5 separate regions of the Homo sapiens genome follow, and all the other regions are linked to region 4. A link is an interaction called in ENCODE POLR2A ChIA-PET data of the cell type or tissue named here. Cell type or tissue: HepG2. All regions are shown on one strand. Each heading gives the region's core, and the rest is flanking DNA. Links, peaks and the distances in the headings are about the cores only.

What was found. Peaks named below come from ENCODE experiments on the same cell type or tissue, not always from the same donor. Only the 100,000 strongest peaks of a DNase experiment are listed, where the experiment ranks them.
Region 1: POLR2A ChIA-PET joins it to region 4 with 21 read pairs; 18 of 35 experiments call an interaction of 5 or more read pairs at or near these places.
Region 2: POLR2A ChIA-PET joins it to region 4 with 10 read pairs; 7 of 35 experiments call an interaction of 5 or more read pairs at or near these places.
Region 3: POLR2A ChIA-PET joins it to region 4 with 28 read pairs; 15 of 35 experiments call an interaction of 5 or more read pairs at or near these places.
Region 5: POLR2A ChIA-PET joins it to region 4 with 50 read pairs; 18 of 35 experiments call an interaction of 5 or more read pairs at or near these places.

What each region holds. Positions count from the first base shown.
Region 1 is chr19:42,453,311-42,458,025 of GRCh38, forward strand. The region is part of intron 1 of LIPE-AS1 (LIPE antisense RNA 1); the gene reads left to right. Among named protein-coding and RNA genes, the nearest start is that of CXCL17, 13 kb to the left of the region's middle. In HepG2, for the core only: no CTCF peak of the experiment used is centred there; a DNase peak (open chromatin) is centred at 2,562.
Region 2 is chr19:42,436,076-42,440,790 of GRCh38, forward strand. All of the region lies in intron 1 of CXCL17 (C-X-C motif chemokine ligand 17), which reads right to left. All of the region lies in intron 1 of LIPE-AS1 (LIPE antisense RNA 1), which reads left to right. Among named protein-coding and RNA genes, the nearest start is that of CXCL17, 4.5 kb to the right of the region's middle. RefSeq lists silencers at 2,442-2,621, 4,300-4,389. In HepG2, for the core only: CTCF peaks have their summits at 2,530 (motif pointing right) and 4,439 (motif pointing left); DNase peaks (open chromatin) are centred at 2,526 and 4,436; H3K4me3 peaks cover 39 bases.
Region 3 is chr19:42,441,677-42,446,391 of GRCh38, forward strand. It overlaps CXCL17 (C-X-C motif chemokine ligand 17), which reads right to left and starts at 1,270. Exons shown (of 4, transcript NM_198477.3): 1 at 1,078-1,270. The coding sequence starts at 1,156. All of the region lies in intron 1 of LIPE-AS1 (LIPE antisense RNA 1), which reads left to right. In HepG2, for the core only: no CTCF peak of the experiment used is centred there; a DNase peak (open chromatin) is centred at 2,395.
Region 4 is chr19:42,527,632-42,532,346 of GRCh38, forward strand. CEACAM1 (CEA cell adhesion molecule 1) reads right to left here and starts at 850. Exons shown (of 9, transcript NM_001712.5): 1 at 680-850. The coding sequence starts at 743. The region is part of intron 2 of LIPE-AS1 (LIPE antisense RNA 1); the gene reads left to right. RefSeq lists enhancers at 858-927, 1,150-2,012. In HepG2, for the core only: CTCF peaks have their summits at 1,810 (motif pointing left) and 2,091 (motif pointing right); DNase peaks (open chromatin) are centred at 910 and 1,800; H3K4me3 peaks cover 1,676 bases.
Region 5 is chr19:42,448,093-42,452,807 of GRCh38, forward strand. All of the region lies in intron 1 of LIPE-AS1 (LIPE antisense RNA 1), which reads left to right. Among named protein-coding and RNA genes, the nearest start is that of CXCL17, 7.5 kb to the left of the region's middle. In HepG2, for the core only: a CTCF peak has its summit at 2,548 (motif pointing right); a DNase peak (open chromatin) is centred at 2,459.

The DNA.
Region 1 (4,715 bases), core at 333-4,332, 74 kb before region 4:
GTTAATGTACCTCTAACCTGGATTCTCTGAATTGTTCTTTCAATCATGTCTGGAAGTGTACATCTTTGTATGTGTGGTCATATATTTATATCACATCACTCATAATTCCCTGCCTGTCAGTGGCAATTAGGAGATCATGTCAGTCAGGCTTAGGATATTAAAATTATGTAGTATGTGCTTTCACTGGAGCAAAGGTTTCTCTGAAGTCTGGAGAGAAAATGGACCAGTAGGGCTGGACCCTTTACTTGGGGTCCTGCCTTCTCTTTTTATTGGACAGCAGCCTACTCAGCCATCACTTTCCCAATCAGGGGCTTTTTTTTTTTTTTTTTTGAGATGGAGTCTCGCTCTGTCGCCCAGGCTGGAGTGCAATGGCACGATCTCGGCTCACTGCAAGCTCCACCTCCCGGGTTCATGCCATTCTTCTGCCTCAGCCTCCTGAGTAGTTGGGACTACAGGCGCCCGCCACCATGCCTGGCTAATTTTTTGTATTTTTAGTAGAGACGGGGTTTCACGGTGTTAGCCAGGATGGTCTTGATCTCCTGAGCTCATGATCCACCCACCTCAGCCTCCCAAAGTGCTGGGATTACAGGCATGAACCACCGCGCCCGGCCAATCAGGGGCTTTTTAACCTTCCCATTTTCCTATAAAGGATCCATGCCAATGTTCAGATATATTTATTGTGCCTGGAACTGGATGTTCTTTTAAAAAGTGAATCCCAGGGATGGCTTCCTAGCAGATTTCCAGGATTCTAATCTTCACTGTCTAAACTGTGGGTTTCCAACCTTGAATACTGATTAGAGTCGCTTGTAGGGCATTTAAAACCTACCAATGCTTGTGCCTTCCCCCAAGAGAGTGTGATTTGATTGATGCATGATGTGGCCCACGCACTGGTTGTTTATGAATGCTTCCAAGGAAAATGGTCATTTTACAGTGGGGGAACTGTAGCCCAGTGCTCAAAGTTAACATCTCCAGTAATCAGAGATACTGACATCTTAGGGCATCCTAATATGATGGATGGAGAAGGCGCAGCATCACCTCTGTAGTATTCTTGCCCAATGTATATAACTTTAGTTTCATCATGAGAAACAACTAGGAAAGCCCAAACCGAGGGTCATTATACAAAATAACTCACCAATACTCTTCGAAAATGTTAAGGTCATGAAGGCAAGAGAAATTCTGAGGAACTGTCCCAGATTAAAGGAAACTGGGAGGACAGAGCAATGAGATGCAATGTCTGATCCTAGATTGGATCCTGGTCCAGAAAAAGAACATTAGTGGGAAGATAAAGGGGATTTGAATAAGGTCTACAGATTCATTCATTGTACAGTATCAGTGATCATTTATTGATTTTGATGATTATACTGTGGTTATCTAAAATGTTAATATTTGGGGAGGCTGAGTGAAAAGTATATGAAGACCCTGACTATTTGTAGAAGTTTTTTGAAAGTCTGAAATTATTTCAGATGAAACTAAAGAAAGGAAAAGAAAGCTTCCAGGTAATTCTACTGAGTTGCCAAAGCTGAAAACCACTTCTCTAAGTTATCTTGCTTAATAATACTGTCAAGAGTAATCTTCCTGGAAATACCATATTGTTATGTTTGTGACCTTTTCAAAGCTTTCCAGTGATTGCTGTCATCTAGGATGAAGTTCCTGCTCCTTAGGCTACCATTTAAAGCCCCCATAGCATGGCCTCAATCTACTCCGTTGATCTACGTGGAAGGACTTAACCTACATTTTACTTTCTCATGCCTGAGCTTATTCTAATTCTTTTACTCCTTCCTATATAATACCCTTGCCTTCCTGTTCAGCCTCCTGAGCTGTTCTTTGTGCTATGGCCCATTTCAGACCCTGTCTCTTCATTGAAGCCTGTATAGTTATTCCTGTTAGAAGCAATCATCCTTCCTTTCTTTGAATTCTGGTAGGTACCGTGATGTGGAGTGAACCACGAGCTTTAGATTCAGAAATATGTGAGTTTGAATCCTTTGACAGTTCCACCTTTAACCAGTTCTGAGATAAGGGACAAGTTTATCAACATCTTGGAATAGAGGGGTAATAGAGTACCTGCATCAAAGGGTCATTGTGACCATTAGATCAGATGCAAACATAAAGGTCCTCAGCACAGCATATAGCAGATTCTTTCCTCAGCACTTTAATAGCTCAGTGGTTCCCAGAAAGTTTGTGGGTGGTGTGAAGGCTCTTATCAAAATTTCCTAAAGAGCCTTTTAAAAATATTTGCACCTGGTCATCACTAAGATGACAGATGCTCTTTAATGGAACTGAATGCTTGGGACTTTAAGAAATGCAACTGAGATTTTTTTTTTTCCCCCTTGGAACACAACTGAGTAAATAAGTGACCTAAGGGCAGAGGAATGTAACCCAAAAGAGGGAGAAGGAGGAACTGGGTTTTTAAGTAGGAAAAAGCTGTGATGCCTTCCACACCCACTCTGTTGCTGTCAGTGAGACAGCAGTGAGGAAGTACCACTCCCTAGTACAACTCCTTAAACCATGAGTCCTGAACAGCCCTTCACTAATCCATTCCCTGTCCAGATGATGTGTACCTGGATGAGTCAGATCCCCATGAGTCAATCATTCTTCTCCGTCTTCAGCTCCTCCATCCTCACCACTCAGTGCTATGTGCTATGGTCTGGCCCCACTTCCCAGGCCATTAGTATTGGCCTAAGAAAGCAAGACTGGGAGGGGCAACTGAGAAGGAAGTCAGAGGCCACTAGGCATGGAAAGAGGCAGGTGGGGCTGTCATTGCTCAAAGGCCACACACTCTGGGTGTGTTTTATGACTGTTCCTGGATTTGAAATCTTTTCCCCTTTGTGATCATTCCAGAGACTCACCCTCCTCCTGCTTCCTTCTCATCACACTATCTGTTCCTAGTGCATCCCTTTTACGGCCAGAGAATGGCTGTACAAATAGTTAACAATTCAGTAAAAGTTACAGCTGAGCACGGTGGCTCACACCTGTAATTCCATCACTTGGGAGGATGAGGAGGGCGGATCACGAGGTCAGGAGTTGAAGACCAGCCTGACCAACATGGTGAAACCCCATCTCTACTAAAAATACAAAAATTAGCTGGGTGTGGTGGCACGCACCTGTAAGCCCAGCTACTCAGGAGGCTGAGGCAGGAGAATTGCTTGAACCTGGGAGGCGGAGGTTGCAGTGAGCCAAGACTGTGCCACTGCACTCCAGCTTGGGCGACAGAGCGAGACTCCATCTCAAAAAAAAAAAAAAATTACTTTTTGGGAGAACTGGGAACCTGGCCTTCCTTTTTGCCAAAAGAGATTGAGGTCCATAAAAGCCAGCTTTTATTCCGGGCTGTGCAGTTGTGAGTGTGGTGTTAGGGAACAGGTACATAAGTGAAGGGTAAGACAGAAAACAAAATGCTGGCTGTTTGTCAAATCCTGAGAGTAGAGGGGACAAAAATCATTCTGAAAGGTGGATGTCATTCAGGACACCTTGGAAATCTTAGGGTGTCCTCGCCCAGATGGGGAGGAGGATGAGGTTAAATTATGGAGTTGAGTGACACTTGGTACATTACTAAACTTCTCTGCTTCAGTTTTTTTTTTTTTTTTTTTTTTTTTGAGACGGAGTCTCACTGTGTCGCCCAGGCTGGAGTGCAGTGGCATGATCTTGGCTCACTGCGCGCTCCGCCTCCCAGGTTCATGCCATTCTCCTGCCTCAGCCTCCGGAGTAGCTGGGACTACAGGCGCCCGCCACCACTCCCGGCTAATTTTTTTTTGTATTTTTAGTAGAGATGGGGTTTCACCGTGTTGGCCAGCATGGTTTTGATCTCCTTACCTCGTGATCCGCCTGCCTCGGCCTCCCAAAGTGCTGGGATTACAGGCGTGAGCCACCATGCCTGGCCCCTGCCTCTGTTTTTTTAATCTGTAAAAATGGGGATGGTGACACTCAGGATTCTTTGAGAGGACTGGAGCTACATGGAAACCCCTTGGGATAGTGCCTGGCGGATAGTGAGTGCTGCATCAGTGTGAGCTATTATAATTATGGGAATAGACAAAGGTGTCACCCGGGGCATCCAGAGTGAGGAGGTATTTTCCAGTCAGAGTCCTGGGAGGCCAGCTGGAGATGAAGCTGGTGAAGGGGGAGGCTTAACCTCCAGGAGTGGAAGGATTGGGAAGGAGTAACTCATGCATAACATTCTGTGAAAATACCTTTACCCAACAGCAGGAATACGCACAGTGGGTGTGGCTTCTGTCACAATTATTGTCCCTGGGGTCTAGGAATGTGAAACCCAAGCCTAGAAACAGGCTTCAGGGGTGCCTTGCAAATTAGCATTCATCTTGCCAAAGGAAAATGTTCATCTTGTTAAAAGAAAGCATTTACGTGCTAAAAGAATCCCTTCTTGTGGCCCAGGTCATTATTTTTGTCTTGGTACTATCCTTTTTTTTTTTTTTTTTTTTTTTTTTTTGAGAAGGAGTCTTGCTCTTTTGCCCAGGCTGGAGTGCAGTGGTGGATCTCAGCTCACTGCAAGTTCCACCTCCCGGGTTGACACCATTCTCCTGCCTCAGCCTCCCAAGTAGCTGGGACTACAGGCGCCCGCCACCATGCCTGGCTAATTTTTTTTGTACTTTTAGTAGAGACGGGGTTTCACTGTGTTAGCCAGGATGGTCTCGATCTCCTGACCTCGTGATCTGCCCACCTCGGCCTCCCAAAGTGCTGGGATTACAGGCATGAGCCACCGCGCC
Region 2 (4,715 bases), core at 491-4,490, 91 kb before region 4:
TCTCCTTCACTAGACTCTGAACCATTGGTTCAGTAGTCATTCAGGTACGTGGTTCCTAACACATGGTAGGCATTTGGCAAATGTTTGTTCAACACGTGGATGGATAAGTTGTTTGGAGAGGACCCTTAGAGATCATATGGTTCAATTCAGGCCTCCTACTTCCCAGACTTCTGCCACACAGATGGAGGGGGTTGCGTCATTTCCCCAAGGGCTGCTTTTCCAATGTTCTCATGTGCTGTTTTGAGTGTTATCAAAGTAATTTAAGCAGGCATAGGTCCTGCCATTTAAACTTTTCTAACATTTTTACTCTTGCCTGACCTCTACTCCTAGTTCCAGAGAAAAACCACAGAATATTAGACCTTGAAGGAAATCCCAGAGATTATTTAATTGAATTCCTTAATTCTGAAGTTTTTTTTTTTTTCAGTCTAAATGTAATTTAACTGTTGGAGAAAATTTTGAAAGTACAAACAGAGAAATTATTATTCTTACCAACTGTTGGTATTTTGGCATATTTGTTACCTACATATGCTTTTTATTAATATAGTGATAACCATAGCATGTAAACACATTCTCTTTTTCCATTCATAGGCATGTTGCTGTGTCATCTTCATAACACATTTTTAATGAATGCATAATACTCTCAATAATTATGTGTTCCAAATTATTTAACTGCTTTCCCATTGCTGAATATTTAGAAAGTTTTATTTTTTAGATGTTGGTAAATTTCTTTGTTCTTGTAACTGTTTTCCAAATTTTAGATTATTTTCTTGAGAGAGAGTTCCCAAAGTGGAATTACTGGGTCAAAAGTTAAGAATTGCTTTCAGAAGAGCTATACTAATGTTTAAATTTTTTTTCATTTAATTATTTATTTATTTTTTTTGAGACGGAGTCTCACTCTGTCGCCCAGGCTGGAGTGCAGTGTTGTGATCTCGGCTCACTGCAACCTCTGCCTCTCGGGTTCAAGCAATTCTCCTTCCTCAGCCTCCCAAGTAGCTGGGATTACAGGCACCCACCACCATGCCTGGCTAATTTTTGTATTTTTAGTAGAGGCAGGTTTTACCATGTTGGTCAGGCTGGTCTTGAACTCTTAACCTCAAGTGATCCGCTCCCCTCGGCCTCCCAAAGCGTTGGGATTATAGGCATGAGATGCTATGCCTGGCCACTTTATACTTTTTCTCTAAACAAATTTATTTTGCAAAACATCCTCATCCTATGCAATATTATCTGTGAAATTACAGGTTTGATGTATGCTTAGTTTTTTCCTAACATGCATTGGAATAAACACATAAATATTAAAGTAAAAAGAAGCTTATTTACTTTCCACCTAAAATCAGTTTTGGGAACCACTGATACAGTGGCATAAGCATGCACTTTATATCCACATAGGCCTGGGGTCAGCTACTGGCTCTGTCACTTAACTGTCGACTTGGACAAGTCACTTGGCTTCTATGATCCTTGATTCCCTGATTTGTGAAAGGAGGGTGGTAAAATCCTCCTTGCAGAGTTGTTGGGAATAAGTGAGCTGCTGTGGGAGCCCAGTGTCCAGGCGGGTGTTGAGTACATGATGGTTATCATTGTGTTTATTGCTGTGGAATTCTGGTTATTTTCCAAAGTGAGTGTCTATGCTGGAATATTGGGCTTGTGGCTTTCTGCTGATGTGGATGTGTAAAGAAGTTACTTCCACTTGTTAGGATTTGTGGTGCATCTGTCATTATTTTCACTTCCCAGATCCACTACATATTTGCTTTGTGATTTTGGACAAAGTTGTGTAACTTTTCTGTGCCTCATTTTCCTAATTTGTAAGATGTGGTTAATAATATTCCTCCCTTATCCACAGGGGATGCATTCCAAGACCCCCAAGATACTTCAAGTCTCAGATAGTACCAAACCCTATATATATATTTTTTCTACACATATACACTTACGATAAAGTCTAATTTATGAATTAGGCACAGTAAGAGATTAACAATAAGATAGAACAATTTTAAAAATATACTGTAATAGGCCAGGTGGGGGCTCACACCTGTAATCCCAGCACTTTGGGAGGCCGAGGCAGGCGGATCACGAGGTCAGGAGATTGAGACCATCCTGGCTAACACGGTGAAACCCCATCTCTACTAAAAATACAAAAAATTAGCCAGGTGTGGTGGCGCACGCCTTTAGTCCCAGCTACTCGGGAGGCTGAGGCAGGAGAATGGTGTGAACCCAGGAGGCAGAGCTTGCAGTGAGCCGAGATTGCACCACTGCACTCCAGCCTGGGCGACAAGAGACTCTGTCTCAAAAAAAAAAAAAAAAAAAAAAAAAAAATATATATATATATATATATATATAAAATACACACACACACACACACACACACACATATATACTGTAATGAAAATGACGTGAATGTGGTCTCTCTCTCTCTTTGTCTCTTTCTCAAGATAACAATATTTTTGGACCACTGTTGGCGGGTAACTGAAACTGCGATTAAGTGGGGACTACTGTACATGAGTGTGCGTGTGTGTTATTTCCCAGCTCTGACCACTAGAGGGCCTAGAAGCACCAGCACCTACTAGCAATGGACCTATCAGTCAGTGCCCATAGTCTGTAAATATCATTCTCCCATGAAAGGAACTAGGGCTTCCAGGAAAAATAGCTGATCCAGGGCTGGGGCAGAAAAACACAAGAGGAGCCCAAAGCTTCTTGTGGTGTCAGAAAGTAAGGAGCTGCTCAAAAAATGGTGGAGATGTGTCTAAAGGTCACAGAAGCCAACTAGAAGGAGCTCCCAATGGCCAATTTTGGGACAATATGAGCAACATAATAAATAATGATAGTAGTGGATTCCAACCCATAAATACTCATGAGTCCATGCTGATATAAATAAATAACTGAACAAATAAATAAATAAGGAAGAGGCTAGGCATGGTGGCTCACGCCTGTAATCCCAGCACTTTGGGAGGCCAAAGTGGGGGGATCACTTGAGGCCAGGAATTAGAGACCAGCCTGGCTAACATGACAAAACCCCGTCTCTACTAAAAATACAAAAATTAGCTGGGTGTGGTGGTGTCTGCCTGTAGTCCCAGCTACTCAGGAGGCTGAGGTGGGAGGATCGCTTGAGCCCAGAAGGTGGAGGCGGCAGTGAGCCAAGATCACACCACTGCACTCCAGCCTAGGCAACAGAGCAAGACTCTATCTCAAAAAAAAAAAAAAAAAAAAAGAAAAAGAAAAAGGAATAACTCTTTCTTATGGCAGAATTCCGATTAAATAAATGTAGAAGGAACAATGGAAGTAGAAAATCACTATTTGGCCAACACCACAGTAATAATTCTTTATAGGAAACAATCATCCATAGATTCTAAAAGTTAATATTAAAAGTATGATGATGCCATAACTGGTGAATAACAAGAAAAAAAAAAGTATGATGAGAAGAAACAGGCTATTTACATATTTCCAAAGTGTCTCTCCACAAGATACTTATTAATTACAATAAGATGAATAGTAACTTTACAGTAGAGAAACCTGGCAGACACCACCTGAACCAAGTGCTTAAAGTGAACCTCATCAGTAATGAGAGATATCGACATCCTGGGGCTCTTGCTGGGATGTCCAGAGAAGGATACATCACTTCTGAAGTATTCTTGCCCAAAATGTGTAGCCGGAAATATCAGACAAACCCATATTCAGGGGGCATTCTACAAAACAACTGGCTAGAACTCTTCAAAAGTGTCAAGGTCCTGAAAGAGAGGGAAAGACTGAGAAACTATCCCAGGTTGGAGGAGACCTAGGAGATCTGACATTTTATTCAGTGGGATCCCAGATTGGAGTCTGGAGCAGAAAAAGGACATGAGTGGGATGATTAGCAAGATTTGAACATTTGTAGATTAGTTAATATTATGGTATCAGTGCTAATCTCCTGGTTTTGATAATTGTATTATGGTTACATAAGATATTGTTTGAAAACAATTGGATGAAGGCTGTACTGGAACTCTATTTTTACAATATTTTTCAAAGTCTGAAAAATGAAAAGTAAGAAAAAGTAAGAAATGCATTAGATTTGTGAGGACAAATGAGATAGTAAGTGTGAAGTGATTAGAACAATGCTTGTGATATAGGAGTTCTTAATGTGTCTGATATTATAAGTAATTTTATAATTAAATAATATTATAATTAATGAATAATCTGTTATTTTAAGTAATTTATTTCCTAATGACCTCATATATTCTCACTTATTTCTATTTCCCTTAACCCTGTGAAAAGCATATTGAGCATGTATGTGATTAAGAGATAAAATAAGATTAGACTTTATTCTGAGATTTATTTTGGGGATGGAGGAGCTATTATTTCCTTTAGCCACTAAGTAGCTCAGACTCAGGCCTGCACTGCAAAACTTTGCTTGGCTGGGAAACAAGATTTGAGCCCGGCCGCCACCCACTCGACGTGGTTTGTGATGGCGCCCCCTGGTGGCGCAGGGAGCTTTCCCCAGTTCCTCACCCTCGTGCTTTAGGAGCGACTTAGAAACTACTCAGTCCATTTATTAAACCCTTTCTAGGACACGCTGCGGATCATTTAATCTTCACAAGTGTGTGTGACAAGTGGTATTTTCTTCATTTTAAGATGATAAAACTGAAACTCAAAAAAGTGAGGCGACTTGTCTAGGGTTGCAAAGTGTGTGGCAGAGCCAGGATCTAGGTCCCCCTGACTTCCAAGCTGAGTGTAAAGGTCTAGGTGAGTCT
Region 3 (4,715 bases), core at 506-4,505, 86 kb before region 4:
AAGTTGATGCTGAGTATGTAACATAGCCATTTCACCTCAAAGTGGCCTTTGGGGAGATGGTGCTCACAAGCGGAAATATACATGGGGATCAGGTCTTTTCTGCGTGGTTGCTCTGTGCAGGGCTGGGCCACTTTATAGTGAAAGCTGGAGCAGATTTGGAACCCCTAAGCTAAAGTCGGCTTCCCAAAATGTGAGCTGTTACAGCAGGGCTTGCTATGGATAAAGCTTCAAATATGGACACTACCTGGTGACAGGCTTTTTCTAGTTTATTACGTTACCAGTAAATAGCATTAAGACATGTTGGTGGCATTCCAGTGCACTGTAAAGAATAGAAGCAAGGACTTCCTGATCTTCTATAAAGGTACCATTGCCTTCAACACTCTCCCACCATCATCATTAAGTTTAGCCATGAGAATTATGTTACTCTTTTGGAAAAGTGTTGGGGGAGAAGGCATGGGAGCAAATCTTTGTTGAGCTAGTATATACATACATACGTACGTGTGTGTGAGGGGGATCAGCTACAATTGCAGATATCTTCTTTTCTTTTCTTTCCTTTTTTTTTTTTTTTTTTTTTTGAGATGGAGTCTCACTCTGTCACCCAGGCTGGAGTACAGTGGTGCCGTCTCGGCTCACTGCAGCCTCCACCTCCTGGGTTCCAGCAATTCTCTGGCCTCAGCCTCCTGAGTAGCTGGGACTACAGGTGCGTGCCACCAGGTCTGGCTAATTTTTTGTATTTTTAGTAGAGATGGAGTTTCACCGTGTTAGCCAGGATGGTCTCGATCTCCTGACCTTGTAATCCGCCCTGCCTTGGCCTCCCAAAGTGCTGGGATTACAGGAGTGAGCCACCGCGCCCGGCCAGTTGCAGATATTTTCACATACAATATCTCGTTTAACTCTCTCAACATTGTTTGGGTGTAAGTACAGTTTGCTGTTTTTTTGTAAAGGAGGAAACTGGCATTGAGAAAGGCTCACTTGCCCCATCCCCCATAGCTAAGAGAAGCTGCATTTTGATGTGTCTGTGGCCTGTTTTGCCACATTTCTCCCCCCGTTTTCCCCTTCATAGACAGTCTTGTTTACCTGGATTCAGGCTGCTAGAGACCATGGACATCAGCATTAGTGGCAGCAACAGGAGGAGGGAAGAGATTAGAACTTTCATCGCAACTGTCGGTGCAGCTGTAAGTTGCTTGAAGAATATAATGGAAGGTTCCCTGCTGGAGGCTCCTGATCCCTGGGGATGACTCAGGTCAGGATACTCAGCCTGGTGGTCTATGCTTTAGTCCCAGGCCAGCGTTCCCATTTGAGGGCGAGAACAGGTGAGGTGACGCTGTCTTGCTGTTACGTAACAGATTAGACCATGTGCTTTATGGGAATCTGGGAGGTGAAACTGGTCAAACAAAAGAAATTCAGCATTCTTAAGAACATAAGAAGGTGACTGATAACTTGGCAGCTGTGCCAGTTCTCTCCTGTACTCTTTCCCGCCTCCTCACACCCCAATGCCTCATGATTTCTTCCTCAAATCTTTTTTTCTTGCTTGGATTTCCTTATACCTTTCAATGACCCTCTCTATCTGAATATTTGGCAGGAAAGTGGATACTAAGTGTTGGTAGAAGAGACTTTGACAAGGTCTGTTTCCCCTCTGTGCTCCTGCTCCCATCCTTGGCAAAATATCGGCAATAGTAGTGTTGTTGCCTGGGAAGTTGCCCTGTCCTCTCTCTGTTCACAATTCCCTCCAATTCTGCAGCCACATAAGATGGCAGCAGAGCAGGATCCGGGACAAGAGGCAGCTCCCCTGCCGAGAACACCGCCCCTGGAGCAGTGGGTGACACCAGGCCTCCTTGTGTGTCCATCGGGAAGGTGGCCATGGCTTAGTTGTTCTGGTCTAAAGGGGAGGGAACTGGGTTGGGGGAAGAGACCCCCAGAGCTTTAGGTCTCAGAGGGTTTGAGAAACAGGAGCCACAGGAGGGAAGGAGCCCTGAAGTGTGTTTGCCCAGCTGCTGGGGCGCCTGGCTCCAGCCCTTGTTTGGAAATGGCCCCGGGCAAAAGAAGAAAGGTAATAATACTTGAAGTAAACATTAGGGGCATAGAATATCAGCACTCACTAAACTTGACATTTATTTGAGACTTTAGGAAATGTGCTCAAAGGGAGAGGAGAGGCTGGGCTTGAATGCTGGGTGATATTCATGGGGGCTGAAGGGAAGGCTAACAAGGGAGCCCTTTTTTTGGAAGCCTCCAGGCAGGAGTGAGAGCAGGGGGTGTGACTTTATTTCCCTGAGAGAAGGAAAGAGGAAAGGCATGAGTCAAAGCCCTTTGGTTTTGTTTGACCATTCTTTTTTCTCCACGTTTTCAAATTATCTCGGCCTGTTGACTTGTCACAGAGTTGATTGTGGACTTTGCTACTGCAGTGTTTATAAAGCACTGCAGGGGCCAGGGACTGCTATGACTGAGCCTGTGTCCAAGTTGAAGGCTCAGGGTGGGCCTAAGCTTGTTCTGATGCAAATCACTGATGTGGCTTCTTTCTGGAAAATTCTAAAACCAGGGAGATGACATCCATTTCATAAAGCCTAGAGATATGGGTGCAGTCATCTCTCAAAGTGGCAGGAGTGCAGGGGGACTGAGAGGGACTTGGTTGGGTGGAACTTGAGCTGGAGTTGGGGGAGGATTTGGGTTGGTGGAGGGCAGAGAGGAGGGCCGTGCAGAGCAGGGGCGTGTTGTAGGAGAGGTGCCTCCTGGAGCTCATTGGATGGGGATTTTAGAGGACAGGAGCTGTTCGTGTTCATTTTTGTATTGCTTGAACTTACACAGGGTCTGGCACTTTGGGAGTATTCTATAAATGACTGTTGAATGGAATGATTGTTTTGTAGCCCATTAACTGGGCCTGATGTATTAGAAAGTGTGCGAAAATGTAGCCCATTAGCAGAAAGAAAATCTTACTGAAAAACCATCCCATGTACAAATGGAGCCTGGTGCGGCCACTTTACTTATGCTGCTGAGTTCTGCATCAGTCCACACCCAGGCCACCGCAGGGGCCGGGAGCTCCTCCTCAGACCTACCTCCCGTGCCTCAGTCTCTTTACCCCTCTGTTCTTCCAGGTCCTGCTCCCTCTGGTTTCCCCTCCATGCACTTGGGGTGGGTGTTGCATCCTGTGTCCCATTGGAGGGGGCTTCCGGTCTGTTAGGTCTATTAATATAAAACACCCCCAAGACAAATGGACTTTTTTCTTGTTAACATCACAACTTCTTATGATGCATCTCAAGAACATTATTTGTGTCAAGAGTCTCTCTGATGTACAGAGGCCCTCCATTCCTCAGGAGGAGGTAAGGGGAATTTGGGAGAAAACACCGCCCTGCCTGGGTTACTTATTTCCCTATTCTACAGTGTACTTGGTAGACATTCAAAAATATTTGTTGACTTTGTCCATGATCCACATGGCTCTCATATAGTCATTTATTCACACATACATTCAGTGAGACTTTGAGCGCCTAGTGTGTGCCTGGTATTTACTAGATGGTGGATGCTGAGATCAGGTGTGCTGCTGTCTCTGAGGAGCTCTCACTATACAGTGGCACCTAGGGTGACCGAATCCACCTGCCCCACTTTACAGACATGGAAATTAAAGTGCAGGGAAGTTATAGGATTAGTTCAACAACACAGTCAGTAGCCTCAAAGTTACAGGAGTAAATCAAGTTTTCTGACTTGCTGGATTTTCTATTAGTGTGCAGCTACCTGGCTGCTGCAGGTGTAGACGTGGTGAGCTCCGATAGGAGAGAGGACGTTCAGAGTGAAATGGGAGCCCTGAGCACCCTGGATTAACCGGGAGGACATACCGGGTCCAGCTGTGACCGCACAAAGGACCATCAGGGATATTTGTATTCTCTTTTTCACTTTGAGCTTGAAATGAAGAAAACTGACCCCAGGAAACCAAGAGTGGAAGATTTTTCACAGGGGATTAGTGAGATGCGTCAAAAAGCCTGTGTTGGATGGGTGCCTGTAATCCCAGCACTTTGGGAAGCTGAGGTGGGAGGATGGCTTGGGTCCAGGAGTTTGAGACCAGTGTGGGCAACATGGTGAGACCCTGTCTCTATAAAAAGCTTTTTTGTTTCTTGTTTTAAAAAGAAAACCCTTTTCTGATGTCTGTCACGGTGTTTCTCACTGAATGGTAATGGTCTGACTTTGAGTGGGTTTCATCCATAGCCTGGAGCTCTGTGAGGCAGGGACCAGGTGTGATTCACCTTTGTCTCTCCAGTGACAGTACACAGCAGGATCCGATAAATATTTCTTACAAAATAAAACTGAATAAAAAGTAGACATCTGCACAGGTGTGGGATGACTAAGCAGCAGCAGGAGCAGGAAAAATCAGTCCCCCCAGATCAGCTGATACAGCGTTCAGCTTCTAGATAGGGGTGAGGTGCCAGGACGGGGATGGGGTTCCTGTGGCTCTGCTGCTCTGGGGAACACCCCTAGGATTCAGAGTGTAGGCTGTGGTTGCTGCACTTCACTTGCCCGTGGGAAAGTGAGCAGTGGGTGTGGGGCTTCAGGTGACCCTACGTGGGAAACGGCCGAGGGAAGATGGGGTAGGTGGCACATAGAGGTTGTTTTTTTATTTTTTTATTTTTATTTTTGAGACGAAGTTTTGTTCTTATTGCCCAGGCTGGAGTGCAATGGTACAATCTTGGCTCACCGCAACCTCTGCTTCCCAGGTTCAAGCAATTCTCCTT
Region 4 (4,715 bases), core at 94-4,093:
GGATCCGCATGGCTCCCTCCCCACTGCCCTCAGATCTTGATCACATCAGGGTGCTCTTGGGAGATCCTTTCCCTGACACCTCCCCTAGAGACCCTGGGTATTCCCTTTCTGACCTTTTTCTGCTCTGTTCCCTCCAGGGCTCTTGTCAACACCTGACCTCACATTCTAGATCTCTTTGCTTGTCTGTCTTCCCCACCCATGAGAGCGTGAGCTCCGTGAGGGCAGGGATTTGTGTGATGTTGGTTGCACCCCAGTGCCTGGGATAGGCTGCAGACTCCTGTGGATGAGTTAGTGAGCATTCCCAGGGCTCTTCATGTCCTGGGGTTTATTTGCCAATATCTGAGGTTGGTGGCTCAGGGCTCTGTTTAATGCCCCTTTTAAAATGTTTTCCTTAATTGTCACGCTGACTTAAATTGTGATTATTGTCAGCAGTTTTTGAAATTTATTGCTCATTGATGATTCAGTTGGAAAAGGTAAAAAATGGGAGATTGTTTATTCACTAACAGTTTCAGATCACTGAGACTTTCCTTTTATGATCTCTATCCCTTTCATGTCCTCTCTCCTATTTGGCTCCAAGAGAAGCCCTCTGTCCCCTCTTAGAGCTCCATCCTCCCCAGAGGACCCTAGCCATTCTCTGTGCGCCCTCTTTCCGCCCCTTCCCAGGGTGTCCTCCCCTCACCTGTGAGCAGAAGCCCCTGCCAGGGTACACGCACTCTGTGAAGTGGGGCTGAGAGGTGCCCCATGGTGTCTCCTGCTGGCCCTGTCTTCACCTGTGGAGGAGAGCTTGGGCTCCAGGAACGCTTCGAGCACGGCTGCTCTGTCACCTCTGCTGTTTTCCACTCTCTGTGCTGAGCCTCCTCCCTGGGGCCCAGAGCTTTGTCTGATCATGTGTGCTGGGGCGGGGTTTGTCCAGGAAGCTCTGTTTCCTCTCCTCTCATTCCTACCTTTGTCCTTACTTTCTCTTTCCTTTCTGTCTACATTTTGGTTTCCCAGACCACACTTTGAGAATCAAGGCTGATGAGACCTCTGTCCCCATCAGGGGAGGAGGATCCCCCCTCTCCAGCACTGACCTCTATTGTGTCCTGGCTATGGGTCTGTCAGCAGCACACAGAGAACCCTGGCATATCCAAATGTGGTAATTATTTTCTTTGCAACACAGTGAGCTGCCAGGTCTCCCCATGCTCTTCAGTGTGCTGGGAAGGTAGGAAGACACCCAGCAGGAAGGTGACAGAGGTGGCTCTGGGGGATGGAAAGGGGCTCACTGGGGGATGACTGGGGAGGGACCAGCCCTCTGTCTCTAGTGTCACCAGCCTGGCCTCTAACCCAGGGACAGAGACCCAAGTCCAGGGGTCTCAGGTGGAGCTGCAGCTCCCGGATATGGAGGGGGAGGTGTCCTGTGTGTCCTGGGAAGAGAGGACTGTGATAGAGGGAGGTGGGTGGCTCTGGGCTCTACTGTCCTTGGGGAAGACTTCAGGGGGACCCTCCCTCCCTTGAGCTGAGGCTCAAGGCCTGTCCATGTTCTCCCTGACCATCCTGGGTGGTCTCTGTCCTCTGCGAGGCTGATTGTCCTGTGGTCACCGCACCTTCCCCACAGGTGGTGCCAGGAGGGAATGGGGAGCTGCACAGGGACCCCTCACAGAACAGGGTCCTCAGAGGACCCAGGAAGGGACAGAGCAGGTACATGGGAGGGCCTGGAAGGGTGTTTTGGAGCAAGGGATGGAAAGTGGGCTCTACCTTCACCTCCTTAGCAAAGCCAGGTTCATGACCAGGGGAATGTTTCCTGAGTGTTGTCTGTGTGCAATGTCTCCCCCTGGAGGGCAAGACAAGGCCTGCAGCCTTGTCAAGGGCTGCCCCAGGGATGCTGACCAGGGTCTACATGATGTGAGCTGGCCCTGACCCCTGGGCAGATGTGGGCTCTGACCTCCAGGCTTCAAGGTCAAGTCACCCCAGGTCCTGTTCACTGCGGGTCCCCAGGCTGCCCAGCTCCATGCGGTGCAGGATGAGCCCAGGGAGAGGACGTGAGTTGTCCAGAGGACTTCTGTCAAGATTGGAGAGAACTGTCCACCAGGGGGATGGGCTGCCTTAGAAGGAGCCATCTGTCCCAGAGGTTTGAAAAACAAAAGCAAAAACAAAACAAAACAAAAAAACAAAGGCCCAGTGAGGTGCCTTTGGGGGCTTGAGAATGAAATCCTGTCACATGTGGCAACATGAATGGAAGTGGGCTAGGAACAGAAAGTTAAACATCACATGTTCTTACTAATATGTGGAACCTAAAAACAGTTGATCTCATGGAAGGAAAAAGTAGAACAGAGCATACCAGAGGCTGGGAAGGGTAGAGGAAGGGAGGGACAGGGAAAGATGTGTTAAAGGATATAAAATTACAGCTAGATAGGCCGGGCACAGTGGCTCATGCCTGTAATCCCAGCACTTTGGGAGGCCGAGGCGGGTGGATCATGAGGTCAAGAGATTGAGACCATCCTGGCCAACATGGTGAAACCCCGTCTCTACTAAAAATACAAAAAATTAGCCAGGTGTGGTCGTGGGCACCTGTAGTCCCAGCTACTTGGAGGCTGAGGCAGGAGAATCACTGGAACCCGGGAGGCAGAGGTTGCAATGAGCCAAGATTGCACCATTGCACTTCAGTGTGGCGACAGAGTGAGACTCCATCTTAAAAAAAAATAAGGCCAGGCGCGGTGGCTCACGCCTGTAATCCCAGCACTTTGGGAGGCCGAGGCGGGTGGATCATGAGGTCAGGAGATCGAGACCATCCTGGCTAACAAGGTGAAACCCCGTCTCTACTAAAAATACAAAAAATTAGCCGGGCGCGGTGGCGGGCGCCTGTAGTCCCAGCTACTCGGGAGGCTGAGGCAGGAGAATGGCGTGAACCTGGGAAGCGGAGCTTGCAGTGAGCCGAGATTGCGCCACTGCAGTCCGCAGTCCGGCCTGGGCGACAGAGCGAGACTCCGTCTCAAAAAAAAAAAAAAAAAAAAATACAGCTAGATAGGAGGAGGAATAAGTTCTAATGTTCTATACCACTGTAGGATGACTACAGATTTTTTTTTTTTTTTGAGACAGGGTCTGGAGTACACTGCAGCCTCAACCTCCTGCGATCAGGTGATCTTCCTGCCTCAGTCTCCCATGTAGCTGGAACTATAGGTGCACGCCACCACGCCTGGCTAATTTTTTGTTTTATTTTTCAATTTTTTTTTAAATAAAGAGACAGGGTATCACTATGTTGCCCAGGCTGGCCTTGAACTCCTAAGCTCAAGTGATCCTCCGCCTAGGCCTCCCAAAGTTCTAGGATTACAGCCACCATGCCCAGCCAAGTGTTTTGATTTTTTTGTAGAGACTGATCTTATTATGTTGGTCAGGCTGGTCTCGAGCTCCTGGGCTCAAGCAATCCTCCCGTCTCGGCCTTCCAAAGTGCTAAGATTATAGGTGTGACCCACTGCAACCGGCCTGACTATAGTTAACAATAATATATAGTTCCAAGTAGCTAGAAAGGGGATATTGAATGTTCCTAACACAAAGAAATGCTAAATGTTTGAGATGATGGATATGCTAATCACCCTGACCTTATCACTGTACCTTATATGTATCACATCGCTATGGACCCATAAATATGTACAATTATTAGGTGTCAATTAAAAAATACAATTAAAAAAGTCATTTAGAGCTAAATCATGATGTGAAATGTTGTTTTCTTACCTCTCATCTCATGACAACACTTGGCAATGGCAAAACATCCTCAGGAGTTGTGGCTGTGTGCTTTACTGCACAGACCAGTTTGTTTGTGAGAATGTGTCACCTAATGCGAGTGAACCTACATGAGATCATCACCCTTCCTGGGGGACCTCAGAGAAGAACTGAGAACCGCTGGCTCAGGTGTGTGGAGGAGGTTGCAGGTGAGTCACTTGCTGGAAGGAAGGTCTGTGGGCCAGCTTGAGGAGGAATCCATTTGTAGAGGCCACTGGATGGGGCCACCTGGGCCTGGGTGAAGAGGGCCTGAGGGCACAGGACAGGGGGAGAGAGAAGGTGGTGCACATCGTCATGCAGGCAAGTGCTTTAAGTGTCTCTTCATTCATTCATGGCAGGCAACTCACACTTTAACATAGCAACTCAGCAAATAAAATGAGGATATTGACTGGGCGCGGTGGCTCATGCCTGTAATCCCAGCACTTTGGGAGGCTGAGGTGGGTGGATCACCTGAGGTCAGGAGTTCAAGACCAGCCTGGCCAACATGGTGAAACCCCGTCTCTACTAAAAATACAAAGATTAGCTGGGCGTGGTGGTGGACACCTGTAATCCCATCTACTCTGGAGGCTGAGGCAGGAGAATCGCTTGAACCCAGGAGGCGGAGGTTGCAGTGAACCAAGACTGCGCCATTGCATTCCAGCCTGGGTGACTAGAGCGAAACTCTGTCTTAAAAAAAAGAAAAAAAAATATTTTTTCTACTTAGTTCAAGTTCCTAAAAAGGTCTCCAGATTGCCAGATTTCCCTGGAAGCAGGTCAGGGAATGGTCCCCATTAAGAACTATTGAAATACATTAACAAAAAATAAAGACAGATAGAATAGCTGAAACAGTCTTGAAAAAGAAAACTGGAGGACTCACATTTCTTTCTTTCTTCTTTTTTTTTTTGAGATGGAGTTTCACTCTTGTTGCCCAGGCTGGAGTGCAATGGCACGATCTCAGCTCACCGCAACCTCCGCCTCCC
Region 5 (4,715 bases), core at 518-4,517, 79 kb before region 4:
CGGAGGCAGAAAGTCCTAAACCGACAAGTAAGGGAATTAGTGGAATAACCTTTTTTTTTGTCATGTCGGTGTCATGAGAGGAACAGGAAGCTTTTCAGTCCCATTCGCAAATTGAATTTTGGGAGTAAGGTAAACTAGTGTGCATGTGCCTGTCCAATTAGCAGGTAGACACATGTAGGCAGAGGATCCACAGAGGAAGAAGAGACCTTGTGCAAGGCAAAACTGGAAATGCAAAGTAAAAAGATGAGAAGGAATACTAAAAGAGGTGTCTTGCACTCAGACTCCTAGGGATCCAGCTAGGGCGGCAGCCATCAGAGGTTGTAATGGGGACTGATGGGGTAACTGCATAGAGGGGGAGGTTCGATTTTCATGGTGTATGAGAAAACGTTGAGTGTCTACGAGCAACCTTTCACTGTTATTTACAGGGCTGGGTATAAGCAAACAAAAAGAGGGCCTGGGAGGAGAGTCTGACGAGCAAGGGGAAGGTAGTCAAGGATGGAGTGAAATACAGGGTAAGTGTCTTCCTAGGAAATAATAACTGCTAATGTTTTTAAGTTTGCCAGTATTGATAGAGGGCTTTTCTGTAATATGGAGCTGGGAGGCCCCAATTGTTTCAGTGATATGTGTAGTTGGGCTTTGGAGATGAAGAGTGAAGGAACACGGAGAAGGTGAAAGGTTACCTAGGGGAATTCCAGTGGGTCTTTGCCAAGAGATACATAAAGGAGTGGCCACAGGAATAGTAGTTTGTGTTGTGAGGGGTCCAAATATGGGGGGAGTAGAATTAATATAAGGAGAAAGATTTTTTAAGTAAGTGCGGAGAAGGGCGGCAGCTTGCTGATGTGAAATGTCTGGGGAGGTCTTGCTGGACCTGTCTAGAAAGTAAAGAATTTCTTTAGGAGGGTTAAGGTGAGGGCTGTTAAAGGAAGTTCGGAGGTGTAGGGAGACAGGAGATGTTGCTTAGTCTGTATGTAAGGCGGGGACAGCTGTGTAGGCACAGGAAGAAAGGGAAATGCAAAGCCAGCAATTGTTCTCTAAGGAGGGATCAGAGACGGCTAGGAGAGAGTGAATGAGACTGATAGTGTGGTGGAGATAGCTGGGGAGAGGTAGAGGGTGGCATAAGAATGGGAATGAGAATAAGAGTGAGTATAAAAGTAAAGAATAGAACTTCATCAGGGTGGAAGTATTGGAGGGTGCCCTGCCAGCAAAGATCATCTATCCACTCTAAGAGGGAGTTAAGAGTGGCAGTTTGGGGATAGCACCAGGAGATATCCACTGTGATGGTTTGGAGGAACAGTGTAAACTGGCAGTGTAAACAAGAGCAGGGCATTTATGAGTAGTTGAGAACGGTGAATAAGAGTATGACTAGACAGAAGATAGTAGGGATGACAAGTTTTTTGGGGTGCAGTCCAAGTAGTGGGGGTGACTGCATAAAGCCCTGTTGCAAAAAGTAGGGTAAGGATGAACAGACCTAGTAGAATGAAGGGACGTATTAGGCTCATGAGGGTTATTACTGTTCTTCAGAAATACAAGTGAGTTTAAGGGAAGTAGGGGAGAGTACTTGCGACTTCCAGGAGGAAGAGGAGAGATTAGGCTGGCTGTTTGATGGACACAGCTTTATTCTGGAATGGTGAACCCAATGGGGAGGATCCTGCAGGCGGACAGCAGTTGGGGTGCTAGAGATGACTAAGTAGGGTCCAGTCCATTGAGGTTGTAGAGTTTGAGGGGTCAGATTCTTAACAAGAACGGGTTGTCCAGCTAGGGTGTCTTCATATGGCTGGGAATCTGGAGTAGGCAAGAGAAGATTAGCAGCCTGGGGAATTTCCTGTCTAGCCTGCTGGAGGCCTGGAAGATAGTTGCCTAGAGGGCCGGTGTCTGGGACAAGGTTGGGGCCGAGCAAGAAAGTGTGTCCATGTAAAAGTTCAAATGGACTGTACCCTGTAGCATCTCGAGGACAGGCTCTAATTCTGAGAAGGGCAAGAGGTAAAAGTACTGTCCAGTCCTTTTTAAGTTGGAGACTGAGCTTGGTGAGGTATGTCTTTAAAAGACCATTAGTCCGTTCTACCTTTCCTGAAGATTGAGGGCGGTAAGGGGTATGAAGTTTGACTTATTTCAGCCTACAGAGAGTAGGATGAGAATTGGTGAGTGTGTATCAGACACATTTTGGCTCAGGATGGAAAAGAACTGTCACAGTAAAGTAAGTTTCCTTGGGAAATTACAAGTTTACTGGTGGAGTTCAGGCCTGAGCTGGGTGTCTGAAAATACCTGTTAGAGTGATTTCTAAGGTTACAAGGGCAGAGCTTGGCTTGAAACTAGGTTTCCCACTGATACCACATATTAGGTATTATACAAACTGTCTTTTGCAATGAGACACGGCCCTATGATGCAGGCTGAGCTCTCTGACAGTTACTTCCTGTCTTTGTGGGCGATTGTGATTTTATCTCCTTTGTGACCTGGACTTTACCTCCTACCCTTTGCTCTTGCCAGCCCTCCCACTTCCTTTACTGGTGACAAGGTTTAAGTGCATTTACTGATGATGGTCACAAGGTGGCAGCACTGCCTCACTGGTGTTTCCTAAGACCTCTGCTTGGACGTGGGCCAGTCTAAGGTGCTGTTAGGATTAAGGGCATGAATGAGGCTAAAGGTAAACTTTATTTTCCTTTTTTTATCCTGTGAAGTAACAGAATTTGAGGTGAGTGTGAAGTAATTGCATTTGAGAACTGGAAGTGCCATGTGTGGTGGCTCATGCCTGTAATCCCAACACTTTGGGAGGCTGAAGCAGGAGGATGGTTTGAGCCCAGGAGTTCCAGACCAGCCTGGGCAACATGGTGAGACCTCATCTCTACAAAAAATAAAAAAATTAGCCGGGCACGGTGACACATGCCTGTGGTCCCAGCTACTTGAGAGCCTGAGGCAGGAGGATTCCCTTGAACCCAGGAGGTCCAGGCTGCATTAAGCTATGATCCTGTCACTGCGTTCCATCCAGCCTGGGTGACAGAATGAGACTCTGTCTCAAAAAACTCCAAAAATGAATACAAAATTAAAAAGTCTGGTAGAAATGCTTCACAAACTTTAATGTGCTCACAGATCACCCAAAGATCTTGTTTAAATGCAGATTCTGATTCTTCTGGTGGGGCCTGAGAGTCTGCATTTCTTTTTTTTATGATTGGCATTTTCACAAGATTCTGCATTTCTAAGGAGCATTTGGACGATGTCATTGCTGCTGGTTGGTGGAGCACACTTTGAGTAGCAAGGCTTGAGTATCATTTAGAGATTAATTCTCACTGCATCTGATTTATGGATGGGGAGAGACTGAGGTGTGGAGATGGAATAGAGCTTGCCCTCCATAGCCATGCCCTCACCGCATGACTTTTTGCGTTTAAACCCAGGGCTTCAGCCTCTTTGTCCAGTCCTTGCCTCATGCATCACATGGCCCCTTCACTGTTGTTGGTGGCATCTCTTTAGCTTAGGAACTCAGAACCCCATTTTTATCACCCACTCTGGGCTTGGCTCAACATGTCACTTTGACTGGTTTTCCCCTTACTCAAAACCTTCACTGACTCTTCTGTAATTCACAAGATCAAGTTCGAATGTCTGTGTCCAGTGTTCATGCCTCTATAACATATGTATGATCCCCCTTTAGCAAGCTTACCTAACTTCCCTGGTTTTTGTTTTTGTTTTTGTTTTTGAGACAGAGTCTTGCTCTGTTGCCCAGGCTGGAGTGCAGTGGCACCATCTCGGCTCACTGCAAGCTCCGCCTCTCGGATTCACGCCATTCTCCTGCCTCAGCCTCCCTAGTAGCTGGGACTACAGGTGCCTGCCACCATGCCTGGCTAATTTTTTGTATTTTTAGTAGAGACGGGGTTTCACCGTGTTAGCGAGGGTGGTGATGGTCTCGATCTCCTGATCTCATGATCTGTCTGCCTCAGCCTCAAAAGTGCTGGGATTACAGGCGTGAGCCCACCGCGCCTGGCCACTTCCCTGTTTTTAAACCATCTCTTTCTGCTCTAGCTCTCCCTGTTCCTTCCTGTTCCCTACACATACTCTGTTCTGGTCTCTCTCAGTGGTAGTGGTGGTGGTATGGGCTCTGGTGTTAGACTCACTGAGTTTCTAATCCAACATCCACCAACAACCTTGGCAAGTTACTTCACCTTTTTGAGGATCAGCATCCTCCTGTGAAATAACCCCACATGGTGGTTGAGAGGAGTAAATAAAAAATCATCTGTACCTCATAAATATATATACCTACTATGTACCCCCAAATGTAAAAATTAAAAAAAAAGTAAAACGACATCTGCAAACCCGCTCTCATTCCTGAGACCCTCTTCAAAGCTAGCATCTACAGCAGTGCCTGCCACCTGGTTTCCTTGGCGTGTGTTTCTCCTTGTCTCTGCTTTCCTAAGGTTGAACCCTTCAGGACCTCACCTGAATCCCGTCTGTTCCATGAAACCTTTCCCAGCCATTCCTGACCCAGTTGATCCCTCGCTTCTATAAATTATTTTACCTATGTATGGGCATTTAATTACATGCCAGCCCTCTCAGTGAGACCCCATAGGGAGGCTGGAAGGGTATTGGATGTGTGCGAATTGAAGGTTAATTGAATGAATACTTTTCTTACTACCCACTGAGTGTTAGAGCTGCCGTCTCTTTTTTTCAGCTAGTCCCAGCGGCAGTTCCTCCTGCACCAGCTGCACCAGACCCTGGCAGGCATGTGAATA